Regions from separate parts of the Mus musculus genome. Here region 2 is linked to region 1. A link is a loop called in an ENCODE intact Hi-C map of the cell type or tissue named here. Cell type or tissue: gastrocnemius. All regions are shown on one strand. Each heading gives the region's core, and the rest is flanking DNA. Links, peaks and the distances in the headings are about the cores only.

Region 1 (2,911 bases), core at 310-2,809:
GCTTCCTAGTTCCTGGGTTTCAGATAGAAGTTGCTGTGGCAATTATCTTAAAGACCATGTATTCCATGATTATTTACACCCCTTTCCCCACAGGAGACTCAGCTCTTGGGCAGTGGACAAGATGAGGAAGATGCTGTCCCTGCTTCAGGGCCCCTCATCAGTGGGAGCACACATAGGATGCACACATACAGAGATCAGACTGCCAAACTGGGTACTGAAGCCCTGTGCCTCAGGCAGTATCTTATCTTAAATCCACCTTTAGGGGACAGATGGTTTTTTGTTTCGGGAAATAACTTTAATGGGCCTTTTGCTGATGCGAAGGGAAAGCAAATATTATATTCTGCAACAGAAAGCTCTAGTCAGCGAGGCGCTAAATTGCTCCGCATAACGAGGTAAGCGCTGTCTCCCTGGGGTGGAACTGCATCTTTGTTGATTATGTTTTCTTCAGGAAATTCTCCTAAATATGGATTTAATCTGAGCTGTTCCTGGAGATGGCTGTTTGTTCTTAGAAGATGTGGGCTGAATACACTCAAGTGTGTGAGTGGATAGCATGCAAAGCCAACTGTGTGTGTGTGAGAGTGTGTGTCTGTGTGTGTGTGTCTGTCTCTGTGTGTATTAGTCTCTCTCTGTGTGTCTCTCTCTCTCTGAGTGTGTGTGCATGTGTGTGTGTGTGCATGTGTGTGTGTGTGCAGTAATACGAGTGTGCAGACAGTGTGGTGATACATGTGTGTGTAAGAATGCGTACTTGTACATATATCTGCATGTATGACAGTGTCAGTGTATGCCTGCCTTTTTGTTGGGCTTGGCATGGCTACTGAATAGCCTCAGGTGTAGGACCTGGGTCTCCTACCTCCCCTATGCTTCTGGTGGCTCTTCTGTCAAGTGAGGCGGCTGAGCTTCCCATCGCTGGGAGAGAACAGAGCAGAATATATAGAGCTGGTTTCCCACATGACCCAGGTGACCCTCAGGATGGCTGAGAGTATGGCCACCAGGGTAATGGTGTGGTCAGGTGAGCCCCTCAGGACTCACAGTACACTTAGCAGTTGCTGGTCCTCTCAGCTCTCCCAGCTGCAGGCAGGGCCTTCTTGTGGCTTGCGGTGATGTGACCTTGGCCATTGTGAATGTACAGAACCTGAGTGGACACTGGGTGGGGCCTAGTAGGGCTGAAGACAGATCCCAAGCCCAGGGAAACAGAGGCTCTTTCCCCCTGCAGAAAAGCCCCACCTCATTCACCATCCAACTTACACTTGTCGACCATTCCTGAATGCTCTCAAGGGCTGGGCAAGGGAATCGGGGTAGGGCACATACTCCCTGCTCAAAGACAGCCGCCCACAGATGGGCTGAGAACAGTCCCTGAGACGGCACGGGAAGGGCATCCGCCAATGTGAAACGGTGTTGATAGTGAGCTGCCCCTGGTCTCCAAATGTCCTGCCAGACCTGGAGAGGGGTGCAAGCATTGGCCTGGAGAGAAGGTTGCTAGGAAACCCTCACCTGGAAAGCCAAGTCTCCATCTCCTGCCATTTTGCTAGAAGTAGCTGAAGTGGAGTTGGGGGTACTTGCATGATCTTGACATGCAAATTTTGGAACGTGAAGATGGACCATTCTCTGGAATCAAACTATAGCACCCTCTAGGAACTATGGAGGCTTTGAAGGTCAGCTTCTGATTGCTGAACAGGATCATGGGGTGAGAGGACGGTCAGGAACCGCTTGGTGGGCAGATGCAGTTCCCAGATAAGACCACAAGGCGGCGCACCAAATCCAATGTGGTTAAGGAGAGCGTGCCATGAATTCCAAGAGTGGAAACATGGGAACTTCCACACCCACGCCATTTCCACTATGGACATCAGGGAGCTGCAGGAATGGCTTCAGGACTTCAATGGTATCCCATGGTCCTCGTGGAATACAAAAAAAAAAAAAAAGTTGTTGCTTGGATATACCTCATCAAAGAGACATACTACAGATGGTCATGGAGGGCACCTTCAGGGCCCCAAGGCTCCCGCTGAGACCATCCTATTGTTGCTGCCCAGTGGGAATCCATGCAGCAAGCCAATGCTAGGAGACTACAGCATGCTGACTACCATGGCTCTCTGACTTCACTGGGGCCACCCTACAGGCTGCATGCTCTCCGTGGTGGTGACCATGGACTTTGGTGTCTTCCTACACTACCCTGTTGAGTAGGGAGGGCTTGCAGGGCCTTGAGAATTCTCTCCTGTTCCAGCTGCTTACACGTAGACTGATCTGGAAAATGGAGCTATCCATGCCTGGCTTGGGATTCCACATTCTCTGCAGTGTCCTTACGGGCATGTATTATTTATTGGAAGAGGTAGCTGCCTCGGGAGTAATTCTCCTTTGTAATTCTCTGGCAGAAGGGGCAGATTTGCCAGCTGCAGGCTTGGCTTGTCAGGGTCTCCTAAGGCTGTAAACCCCTGGCATGTAACAGCCACTCTCTGCATGCCTGCCACATCTCAAAGTTGGTGTGGGGTGGGGGGCGGTAGGGAGGGAGACACCTGACTTGGGCAGATAACAGAAACAGCCCAACTCAAGGACAGGAAGTAGCCCTAACCAGTTGAAGGCAGATGACCACACCCTAACCCAGGCTGGTAACCTCACCCAGATGAATACAGAGAAACATATTCAGAGTCCATGCACACAACCCTGTCCTGATATAAGCAGGTGATCCCTGCCCAATACAGAAAGAAGACCTCACCCAGATGCAGGCAGATGTCTCTGTCTAGGACCCAGGCGGTGGTCAGTCACTCAGTCCAGTCCCTACCTGGGCAACTGTGGGACCAGAGACTGCAGTCAGGATATATTCATGTGACTGGGAGCTGTAGGATGGACCATAGCCCACTGTCCAGCACCCCACTTCTAGCTTCCTACCCCTCATTGCCTTACTATTTAGCTTTAGTCT
Region 2 (2,911 bases), core at 110-2,609, 400 kb after region 1:
CCAGCCTGCAGAAGGGAGGCCCAGAGGCAGCAAGGCAGCCCAGAAGCTCTGACTTAGTGTCTCTTTGGGTCTCTGCTACAGCCATGGACTCAGTTTTCCTCCCAAGATTTCCAGGGCTCGCTCCCCCTCCACCCACTGAGGTGTCAGAAAGAGCAGTGCAGATGCTATGGGAAATCTGAGACCTGTGTGGGATGAGGAGTGGGGACCTAAGGGCAGGCCCCTCTGTACCTGGAAGCAGCTTCCCATTGCCAGTTCTGTCATATGGTAGTTCTTTTAGAATGTAAAAAACCAATCCTTATTCGCTCTGTTAAGTAAAAGTTTGAAATACTTTTGATCTTTTTTTTCCAAACCAAATAAAAACTCTTCTGTTTTGTTCACCTCATTATTGTGAACTTGAGACTAGTAAAGGCCTGTGTCTTTGACTTCCTGCTCCTGCCCTGCCCTGCCTGGAAATGTAGGCTGGCTTCTGCTGGCTTCTACCTCCTCCGACTGCAACTTGAGCCCCTCATTCCCAGGGCTCACCCAGATTTGCCACATGCTCCGTTGTCAGTATTCAGCTTCATTTCCCAGATATTTCTGTCTGTACTTCCTATAAAGCACTTTCCTCTTGCTCCCGTTAGCATCACCACCCTAACGGAAGCAGCTGGTAGACATAACTGGGGACAAAATAGCAGAAAGTCTTGCCATGATAGCAGCCTGGAATCCTGGGGTTTATTCCTTCCTCTCTGCAGAAAGGAGCTTGGTCAGGTTACAGACACTGACCTGTGATGCCCAGAGAGTAGTCTACAGAGAGTCCTGGAAGAACTGGCACATGTCATGTGTAGTCCCTTCCCCATGTCTTAGACATGCTCTTTAATAAAGTCAAGCTCAAGCTGGAGAGATGACTCCATCCTTAAAGGCTAGGCTCACAACCAAAAACATAAGAGTTAAGTTCCCAGAACCCATGGCTGTCTCTCCAGCCACCAAAAAAGTACAAAGAAAAAAATAAAATAAAGCTAGGCTTTTTCTTCACACATGGGAAGGAAATGATCACTGAGCTTATAGCCTCCAGCCTGGCCTGGACACTGCTGGGCTGCCTAGGACACTGCTGCCCCCTGGGGGTCACAAGGCAGCTGGTAATGTCTGCTGCACTGTCTGTCACCTTTGATATTATAATGAGCCAATAGTAAAGATGTGATTCTCCAGCCAGAGCTGGTCTGCACAGGACTACAAGCCAGGGTCTCGGCTTTGAATAGTGATGCCTCTCAGGCATTCCTTTAACATTTGAGAACTATTTAAAGAATATAGCCCATGCTTGGTACCCACCTCAGCAATATCTTCACCCATATAAAAGAGGTTTAAATCATCTATTTCTGAGAGTGAAGCTTGTGGAAAGCTGGAAAGAGTTGTTCCCTCTCTACTGATGATCAGTATCAGTTAGCAGATGGTGATGAAGGTATACACACGGACACACACACACATGTGCAAGTGCACACATGGACACACATACCAATGTGATTTTAAAGAATGGTAATGTGTTCTCCTTTGCCCAAGCCAGTAAGACAAATGGTTGGCCCTGCTTTCTGTTTTGAGTGGAAGCTAACAGGCCACCTTTCTGTTACCTGGGACAGACCTAAGAGTTCGTTTTTACGCCTTGTGTCCTGGTCTCATGTAACTACTCTCAGTCCTTAGTAGGCTTGCAGTTAAATTCTACGCATAATAGAACCACTCATTATAGTTTCTGTTCCGTTTCATTTTCTGATTGTTAGCATAACTCTTAGCTCCAGTTCCACTTTGCATGGTAAGGGAGTCAGTAGGTTAGGATGCTCACTGTCAGCCCAGGTCTGTTAGAGCAAGTTAAAAGGAAAGGGTTACTGGTGGGTACAACATGATATTTCTGGTCATTTGCTTTTATTTGTGTGTTTACTATTTGGCACATCTCAAAAAGAAATGTGTGACAGCAGTGATAGTGACACAGGATGTGGCTCACTGGAGGAGTGTTTTCTCCACAGGTGGATAGCGACACCATATGGAATGAGGTGCACTCGTCTGGGGCAGCCCGCCTGGCTGTAGGCTGTGTAGTGGAGCTGGTCTTCAAGGTGGCCACGGGAGAGCTAAAGGTCAGTCAGCATCGTGGAGCTAGGCCACACGAGGAAGTCTGCCCACTGCCCTTTGCCCTCTGTGAGGAAGCTCCTGTCCAGGATGATGTGGTCATTCCCGTGCTGTGAAAAATGCGTTGTTCACATTCTGTGATGGATCTGTAGAGCCCTCTAACCTTCCCAGTGGCTGAGGAGCCTAGCAAGGTTTTGTTCATGTGGCCCATCTCCTCAGTATCAGCAGTATTAAAATTAAAATGAGACCTTTTAATGGCTGCTGGATTCACACCTGAGTTACAACAGTGTAAACTGATGGAGAGACACTGGGATAAGACAGAGTCGAAAGAGAGTATTTTGTGATCTTTGTGAGAAACTTGATACTTCTCTGACCTGTGTTAGTGTTGGCATATGGCAGATCTTTAAAGCCAATGCAATGTGAACCTTGCAGCCTCCTACTTATGTAGTTGTCTGACCCACAGGATGTTTACTGAACCAGACAGCAACTGTCCCAGCACACTGAGCCCTAGCAAAAATCAAGTGCCCTCCCATGTCAGGGTGCCTCTCGTTTACATAGGGGCAGGCAGCTCTGAAGGCTGAGCCCCATCACTGGCAGCTCCTGCCCACCCTCTTCCCAGAAGTAAATGGCCTTGTCTACTTGAAAAGTGGCTTAGATCTCCCCAAATTGGAAGGCCAGAAGTACTGACATCATTACAAGGAAAATGAGTATCCTGGAGAAAAGAGGGACTATCTCAGTTCACAGTGACATGCAGAAAGGCTTCCCAGAGCTAGCCCATACATGGCCTTCCAAACTCAGAACCACCACACTGTCTTCCTAC

Evidence for each region. Hi-C counts contacts between places; a loop is a spot of excess contacts. Peaks named below come from ENCODE experiments on the same cell type or tissue, not always from the same donor. Only the 100,000 strongest peaks of a DNase experiment are listed, where the experiment ranks them.
Region 2: it touches region 1 in a loop (6-fold over the local background); 18 of 42 quality-filtered maps call a loop at or near these places.

The regions. Positions count from the first base shown.
Region 1 is chr1:92,359,334-92,362,244 of GRCm38, reverse strand. No RefSeq gene overlaps it. Among named protein-coding and RNA genes, the nearest start is that of Gm35992, 19 kb to the left of the region's middle. In gastrocnemius, for the core only: a CTCF peak has its summit at 1,736 (motif pointing right); DNase peaks (open chromatin) are centred at 1,742 and 2,032.
Region 2 is chr1:91,960,641-91,963,551 of GRCm38, reverse strand. Hdac4 (histone deacetylase 4) reads left to right here. Exons shown (of 27, transcript NM_207225.2): 18 at 1,992-2,099. Among named protein-coding and RNA genes, the nearest start is that of Gm46242, 82 kb to the right of the region's middle. RefSeq lists an enhancer at 1-624. In gastrocnemius, for the core only: a CTCF peak has its summit at 1,100 (motif pointing left); a DNase peak (open chromatin) is centred at 1,088; H3K27ac peaks cover 1,115 bases.